Regions from separate parts of the Homo sapiens genome. Here region 2 is linked to region 1. Evidence: read pairs that join two places in POLR2A ChIA-PET (ENCODE). Cell type or tissue: PC-9. All regions are shown on one strand. Links, peaks and the distances in the headings refer to the core of each region. The heading gives the core; the rest is flanking DNA.

Evidence for each region. ChIA-PET counts read pairs that join two places held together with the same protein. Peaks named below come from ENCODE experiments on the same cell type or tissue, not always from the same donor. Only the 100,000 strongest peaks of a DNase experiment are listed, where the experiment ranks them.
Region 2: POLR2A ChIA-PET joins it to region 1 with 6 read pairs; 5 of 35 experiments call an interaction of 5 or more read pairs at or near these places.

Annotation. Positions count from the first base shown.
Region 1 is chr1:178,098,535-178,102,937 of GRCh38, reverse strand. All of the region lies in intron 1 of RASAL2 (RAS protein activator like 2), which reads right to left. Among named protein-coding and RNA genes, the nearest start is that of RASAL2, 6.6 kb to the right of the region's middle. In PC-9, for the core only: no CTCF peak of the experiment used is centred there; no DNase peak of the experiment used is centred there; H3K27ac peaks cover 329 bases.
Region 2 is chr1:178,252,910-178,257,312 of GRCh38, reverse strand. All of the region lies in intron 1 of RASAL2 (RAS protein activator like 2), which reads right to left. Among named protein-coding and RNA genes, the nearest start is that of RASAL2, 160 kb to the right of the region's middle. In PC-9, for the core only: no CTCF peak of the experiment used is centred there; no DNase peak of the experiment used is centred there.

The sequences.
Region 1 (4,403 bases), core at 93-4,092:
CACTTATGGCAGGATTTTTACATATCTATCTATCTCTACATTTGCTTCTATGCACGTGGAATAGGTATGGAAAGATACATAACAATTTCAAGTATTTATTGATTGGGAAGAGGGACCATGCCTGCCAGATGGCAAGTTGTAGAGGCAGGGAGGAAGAGTAAGAGAGAGCTCATGGAATATCTTTTTATACTCTGAATTTTGGAACAAAGGAATATATTACCTATTTTTTAAAATAAATAACATATTTAAAAAAATGTGTTAATGTTTTCAATAACATGAGAAAATACACTTAAGAGAAAAAAAGTAGAATGTAAAATATATGCAGTTTGATACCAAATATGTATTAATACAAAAAAATCTGTACACAAAAAAGACTGGAATAAAACACAATAAAATATTAAAAGAATAATTATCTCAGCCAGGTGTGGTAGCACACTCCTGTAGTCCCAGTTATTCGGGAGGCTGAGGTGGAAGGATCCCCTGAACCCAGGCAATGGATAATATGTAAGCTATGATTGCGCCACTGCACTCCAACCTGGGCATGAGCTATGATTGCGCCACTGCACTCCAACCTTGGCAACAGAATGAGACCCCGTCTCTAAAATATAATATTTAAAAAAAAATGATAGTTATCTCTAAGAGGTAGAATTACAAATGATTTTAATTTTGGCTTTTCCTAAAATTCTAATTCTTTATGTTAAGCACAAATTATATTCATAATCAGAAAAAGGGTATTAATTTTTAATGACAGGAATCAGAGGTTAGAAATTCAAGTGGAAGGTACAAAGTTATTAGGTATTATTCAGGGTTCTAAGCATCATATATGAAATTCAAATTTCCTTCAGACATCACTTCCAATCACAGCACCAAAAAAAGTATGCATAATAAGCTTAGGAAAAATATGAAAAAAAAAATCTCATCTGTCCTCTGGTCTATCTCTTAAGGATTACTATGAAATTATTTTCATCCTCCTACTTTATGGATGTTTTGTCCATTTTTGTTTTCTGTTACCTAGGTAATGGTATTTCCAGCATTTCCCTTAAAAGACTGTGAAACTAACAATCTGGTATTTCTCACTGTCGAGTTTTCCTGACCTTCAGCTTTGAGAGGCCATCTCCCTAAGGGAAGGCAGCAAGATCTAGAAGCTAAATCAGGAGGCTAAGGAATCTGAGGTTAAGAGTTCCAATCCTGACAAACTGTGGAGTCTGTCTCCAATTTTGGGAATAAGCTAAACTTCCTGAGCCAGTTTCTTCAATGAGAAAACCTAAAGGATTGCTTTGAAAAATATCAAAAACTATTGACTTTAAGGTTTCATTTTAACTTTTCAGACTACTCTTCCGAATTTTGTTATCTTATCTATGTTGAATGTTTTCCCCTCACTAAATTTTCACTCTCTCAATCAATATCTATAAGTATTACCAATCCCTTAGACTCAGGGATGGAGGTAAGGGGTACTTTTAGAAAGTCTGCTACAAGTGACACAATGTGAATGGAACTCGAGCAATGTTGAAGATAATTTATGGAGGGGTAAAAATACAATCAGGATCTAAACTGAACCCTTATGAGCAAAGCCAACAAAGACAATTAATTGATGTTACTAACACCTGGTAAGGGAAGGTAAAATTCAGACAGCTCATATCTGAACCCAGCTGTAGAGATTAGGAAAGTGATAACTTCTGTATCATAGTCTAGCAAATGAAATGTTTTTATGCCTTTAAGGGTTCAATTTTTATTTCTTTTGTTTACTGTATACTCACTAACACCACTGCACTGGGCCTCAAGACTTCTCTTTTCCCTTCTACTTGTGAACCACATTACTTCTTGATGGGCTGCCCTCTCACTATAAAATAAACTACATGAAATTTGCAAAAGGGTTTTCTACATGCTAGCCTTAAGAAGTACTTGACAGCCTTTGGGAAGAAAGGTGTTTTTACAAACATCAGACAGCAATTATCCCTCTACCAAGATAGGGTGAAGCAATTTTAGCAGTGCCCTTAGCACACTTCAAACTCCTCCTCCTGGTTAACAAGACCAAACAACTCTCTAGTTAGTTAAAAGTTTTTCCAATAGGGAGGGACAAGGGAGCAAACAGCTGAAGTTTTTCTGAATTAACTGTCATTAGTTGAATGCTTTTTTGTGGTTCACCTACTTAAAAGGTGATCAAATCACTTTGTGCTACTGAAGAAAGCAACTGCAAAGAACAATTACATAAACCCTCTATTTCAACTTACCTCATCCTTCCTTCTAATGAAACAAAGGATCCGAAACCACTACCTTGCCACCATTTCCTTAATAATCTTGGTAAAGCCTACTATGTCATGTGAATCTCTTTTCTTTTTCTTAGCAAACCACAGAAATTTCACTCACTATAGTAGGAAACACAACTGTACAACTTTTTTTTTTTTTTTTTATTTGAGACTGAGTCTCGCTCTGTTGCCCAGGCTGGAGTGCAGTGGCACGATCTCAGCTAGCTGCAACCTCTCCCTCCTGGGCTCAAGCGATTCTCGTGCCTCAGCATCCCGAGTAGCTGGGATTACAGATGTGCCACCATGCCCTGCTAATTTTTTTTTTTTTTTGTATTTATAGTAGAGACAAGGTTTCACCATGTTGGCCAGGCTGGTCTCAAACTCCTTACCTCAGGTGATCCGCCCACCTTGGCCTCCTAAAGTGCTGGAATTATGGGCATAAGCCACCGCGCCCGGCCCATTTTTAAAAATGTGTTCAGTAAATGTTATTATCTGAAAAAGATAAAGGATATCCACACAAACTATTCTTAAAGAGGGGTGTTCTAGAACTTTGTATTATTTATGTCTGAAGATTTGTACAGATCCTCAATTCCATATCTGCAATTCCTAAATCAAAAAAGCTCTGAAAAGCAAAAGACTGTATGCAACTTTTCTGGCAGTAAAGTCTGACCTGCACTGACATAAGGCTATTTATAGTCTTTATACCACTTGGTATGATTTTGTTTTTTTTTTGAGATAGTCTCACTCTGTCACCCAGGCTGCAGTGCAACGGTGGAATCACAGCTCACTGCAATCTCCCCCTCCCTGGTTCAAGCGATTCTCCTGCCTCAGCCTCCCAAGTAGCTGGGATTACAGGTGCATGCCACCACACCCGGCTAATTTCTTTGTACTTTAGTAGAAACGGGGTTTCACCATGTTGGCCAGGCTGGTCTTGAACTCCTGACCTCAAGTGATCCACCTGCCTCGGCCTCCCAAAGTGCTGGGATTACAGGCGTGAGCCACCACGCCCGGCCTATTCACTTGTTTAACTGCAGAAATATTAACATAACTGTCTAGTCCAAATGGTTTTGGAAAAGAGATTGTGGATGTATAATTCTATTCCTTAAAAATATTTTCACTGTTTGAAAATCAAATAGCAGTGAACCAACATGATAGAGGGTAGAACAATACTAAGATGTTATAAATGAAACTATCACCTACATTAATAGAGCACACAATTTAAATAAGACATACAAATTTTCTCTCAAAAGAAGAAAAAAGGGGGCTATTTAAAGTCACTTAAACAGTACATGCCTAGGCATTCTTAGAAGTTCTCTCTGATTTCAATGAAAAACTGTCTATTCTTAATGTGTTTTAATGTATTTGGAAATCATTGGAAACTAATACATCAACAAGCCTATGCCACATCCTAAGTATTGAACTCAAGCTTAAGATTCCAAAAATTTCTAAAATATGACTACTCAGGTGTAAAGATTCAATTAACAGTACCTGAGGAAATTAAGACATTTAAGGAACATGAACATGTTTGGGGATGTATTTTATACACACTCACTGATTTTCTTCTAGCCATACTAGTTGCAACATTTTAAATAAATTTAGAGACATAACCTCTAGAAACGTAACTTTTAAAAATCTCATCCTGTGTCTTAATTGGTGAGGCGTAAGCAGTATCATATAATACAACCAGATATGACTTCTGTCTCATCAGCTCATATTCACTTCTTGAATATGAACTTCTATTAATTCTTACCGAATTCCCACTGCCACATTTCTGGAATTATAAGGTACTTAATGAAGTATGATTAATTCCCTTTTTCTTCTGTTTGCTTAAATAGTACTAGCCCTTTGAAATTTTCCAGCAGGTCCCTATGTTGTTATCAATAAACAATGAGCTGTATACAAGCTTAATGGTAATAATGTTGATGCTATTCATTTTCTTAACAGAATATTTTACCTAATTCCTTCTGATAATATTAAAATTTAAAAGTACAAGATTTCTTGTTGATCCCTTTCTTGTGCTGATTATATTTCCCTTCTAACTCTCCAAGAGCATATCTGAGCACATACTTGCAGACCTGTCATACTGATGAGTGCAGAGCTCCACCGCAGGCAATCCTAGAGATTGGGATCTTAAATTTCTCCCAGAGTGTCCTACAC
Region 2 (4,403 bases), core at 258-4,257, 150 kb before region 1:
TTCTGGGTTGCTTGCAATTCCATATAAATTTTAGAATCAGTTTGTCAATATCCACAAAAAAGTCAGCTGGGATTCTGACAGGGATTGTATTGAATCTGTGGACCATTTTGTGAGTATTGTTGACATCTTAACAACACTAAGTCTTCTAATCAATGAACATGGGGTGCATTTCCATTTATTTAAATCTTCTTTAATTTCTTTCAATAGTGTTTTGTGGTTTTCAAAGGTTTTGCACTTCTTTTATTAAATTCCTAAGTATCTTATTCTTTTTGATGTTTTATGAATAAAATTATCTTAAATTTTTGGATTATTCATTGCAAGTATATAAAAATACCATTGGGCCAGGCGCAGTGGCTCATGCCTGTAATCCTAGCACTTTGGGAGGCTGAGGCAGGTGGATCACCTGAGATCAGGAGTTTGAGACCAGCCTGGGCAACACGGTGAAACCCCATCTCTACTAAAATACAAAACTTTAGCAGGGCATGGTGGCGTATGCTTGTAGTCCCAGCTACTCGGGAGGCTGAGTCAGGAGAATTGCTTGAACCCAGGAGGCGGAGGTTGCAATGAGCCGAGATCATGCCACAGCACTCCAGCCTGGGCGACAGAGCAAGACTCTGTCTCAAACAAAAACAAAAACACTGATTTTTCTATACATTGATTTTGTATCCCATAATCAAGGTGAAGTTATATATTTACTGTATATTTTAGTGGATTTCTTAGGATTACATACATGTGAACATATCACTTGCAAACAGAAATAGTTTTACTTGTTGGTTTACAATCTGGTTGCTTTTTATTTCTTTATGTTGCCTAATTGCCCTGGTTAGAATTTCCAAGAAGATGTTGAATAGAAGTAGTGAGAGCAAACATCCTTATCTTTTTCACATTAGGAGGAAAGTATCTAATGTTTCCTCATTAAGTATGATATTAGCTGTAGATGTTTGTTGATGGCCTTTATCAGGCTGAGAAAGTTCCCATTTACTTGTTGAGTGTTTTTTATCATGAAAGGTGTTGAATCTCATCGAATGCTCTTTCTGTGTTTATTGGAAGAATCATGTTTTTTTCCTTTATTCTATTAATATGATATATTACCGTCATTGATTTTCTTATGTTCAAACAACCTAGCATTCCTGGGATACATCCCACATGGTCATAGTTTATAATACTTAGATGTTGCTGGATTCAATTTGCTAGTATTTTATTGAGGATGCCCCTCTATTTCTAATAAGAGGATTCCTTTGTTGTTACTGTTTAGTCTATTTTCTCTGATGTTAGTATAGCCACTTCAGCCTTCTTGTTGTTGCTCCTTGTATGATACATGTTTTTCCATCCTTTTACTTACAACCTATTTGCATTTCTTAAAGTGTGTCTCCTGTAGAAAACGTATAGTTGATTCTTATTTTTAATCCAGTCTCACAAGCGCTTTTGATTGGATTGTGTAATCCTTTCACATTTCATGTTGTTATTGACATAACTGAATTTATATCTACTATTTTACCTTTTGTTTTCTATTTATCTCTTGTTTTGTTGTTGTTCTTCTATTTTTCTTTTACTGCTTTCTTTTGCATTAAGTGAATATTTTCTAATACATTTAAATAAAGTTATTTTTCATTTTTTAAAAAAGCTATTGTTTCCTCGTTTCTCTATGGCTTACCATACATATCTCACTAGAATCATCTTCAGATTTGTTCTAATTTAATTGCAGTGGGATATAGAAATTTTACTCCCATACAGCTCTATTCTCTTTCTCCACTTTATTGTTATAGATATTACATGTATTAATATTATAAACCCAATAATATTAATACATTGCTATAATTACTTTACAATCATTGCTTTAGTCCAATACAGCTTTATTCCCACCCATGTCTTTCGTGCGTAATTAGCAAATATACTATGATATATTACGTTTCTATATGTTATGAGCCCAACAATAATAATATACATATTATTTTATGCAATTGCTTTTTCAATTAGAAAAAGAAAGGAGAAAATAAGCATTTATACTATCTTTTAAAATTACATAATTAGCTTTACTGGAGCTCTTTGTTTTTTTTCATTTGGATTTGAATTACTGTCTGGAGTTACTTGCTTTCAGCCTGAAGAACTTCCTTTAGTATTTCCTCTACGGCAAGTCTGCTGGTGACAATTTGTCTCAGTTTTTGTTTCTCTGGAAATATCTTTATATCATTCTGATTTTGCTTATATCTCAACAAAGATAGCTTTGTTAGACATAAGATGTTTGGTTGACAGTTTTTTTGGGTTTTTTTGGATTTTTTCCGGAGTACTTTCAGTATGTTATCCTATTGTCTCCTGGCTTCCTTTTTTTTTCCCCCACAGAGAAGATGTTAATCTCACTGGAGCTTCCTTGTAAATAATGAGTGGTTTTTCTGTAGCTGATTTCAAGATTTTCTCCTTGTACTTGACTGACAGTATTTTTATTATTATGTGCCTATGAATTTCTTTGTGTTTATCCTACTTGGAGTTCACTGAGCTTTCTGGCTGTGCAGCTTATTGTTTTTCAATAAATTGGGGGAGTTCTCTGCTACTGTTTCTTTGAATATTTTTCTGTTTCTTTCTCTCTCTCCTCTCCTTCTGTATTCCTGAGAAGAAAGAATTCCAACAAGGAGCTGAGGAAAGATGGAGCCTTGTGTTCTTGGCTTGGTTGCCAAGATTTGGTTGCAACAGTCTCAGTGAGCTCAGTAGTGGGAGGTCAGGAGCAGTTTCAAGTATTACAGACTCTTGCTTTTTCTTAGCATATTTTTCTAAGTTTTCTTGAACTTTTGTAGGTTTTTCTTCATTTATTGTATGCCTTTATGACCATTTCCAAAGGCTTTAAAATAACTGTTTTCTTTATAAGTTTCAATAATTTCACTGAGAAATGGATCAGCAGATAGACTGCAATGCCAAAAGTTGACATAATCCAGACATTAACTTTTAAAGACCCTGTGCATGTAATTACAGTTATGATATATGAAACGTACAAAATATTATGAGTATATAATATGGGGAGACTTAATCTAGTTTTGGGGATCAGGGCACATTTCTCTAAGAAAGTGACATTTGAATTGAGCTCTGAAGGATAAATAGACATTACCCAGAAGAATAAAATGATGGGGAAGAAGGAGCAGCAAAAGATCTCACACAGAGACAACAGCATTTGACTTGAGGTGAAAAGGAACATGGCACATTCTGGGAACTGAAAGTAGGCCAGTCATTGGAGCAGAAATATGATGGAGACGAATGGCTCCAAGTAAAGCTTGAGAAGCAGAGGCCAGAGTGTGTTATAAATTTTAAGCCTAATTTCAAAAAGAATGGACAACCATTGGATAGTTTTGAATAGAAGACTTACAGGATCGGATTTGTCTCTTTGAAAGATCATTCTGGCTACAAGTCAGGCCTCTGAGCCCAAGCTAAGCCATCATATCCCCTGTGACCAGATGGCCCGAAGCAAGTGAAGAATCACAAAAGAAGTGAAAATGGCCTGTTCCTGCCTTAACTGATGACATTCCACCATAAAAGAAGTGAAAATGGAAGGTCCTTGCCTTAACTGATGACATTACCTTGTGAAATTCCTTTCCCTGGCTCATCCTGGCTCAGAAAGCTCCCCCAATGAGCACCTTGTGACCCCCACCCATGCCCGCCAGAGAACAACCCCTTTGACTGTAATTTTCCTTTACCTACCCAAATCTTATAAAACAGCCCCACCCCTATCTCCCTTCACTGACTCTCTTTCGGACTCACCCGCCTGCACCCAGGTGAAATAAACAGCCTTATTGTTCACACAAAGCCTGTTTGGTGGTCTCTTCACACTGACACGAGTGAAACTACATACAGACAATTGACTCAAAAAAATCTCAAATATAGGGACACTTTTGCTTAGAAGCTGTAACAGGTTGAATTGTATGCCCCCCAAAAGTATGTTAAAGTTATGGCCCTTGGTATCTGCGATTGTGACCCTATTTGAAAATATGGGTCATTGCAGACGTAATTAAGTTAAGGTAAAGTCATATTGGAGTACGGTGAGTCTGAAATCTAATCACCCAAATCATTATAATAAAAGAAAAATTTGAAGTCACAGAAGAGACACACAAATAAGGCAGCCATGTGACACCGGAGACAGAAATTAAGGTGATGAAGCTGAATGCCAAGAAACACCAAAGACTGTCAGCAACCACCAGAAACAAGGAGAGAGGCATGAAACAGATTTTCCCTCAGAGTCTTGAGAAAGAACCAACCCTGCTGACACCTAGATTTTAAGCTTCTAGCCTCCTGAACTGAGAGAGAATAAATTTCTATTGCTTTAAGCTACCTCTTTGTGGTAATTTCTTACAGCAGTCCTAGAAAATGAATACAGAGGCTGCTACGGTAATCCAGGCAAGGTTTACCAGTTACTGGTAGAT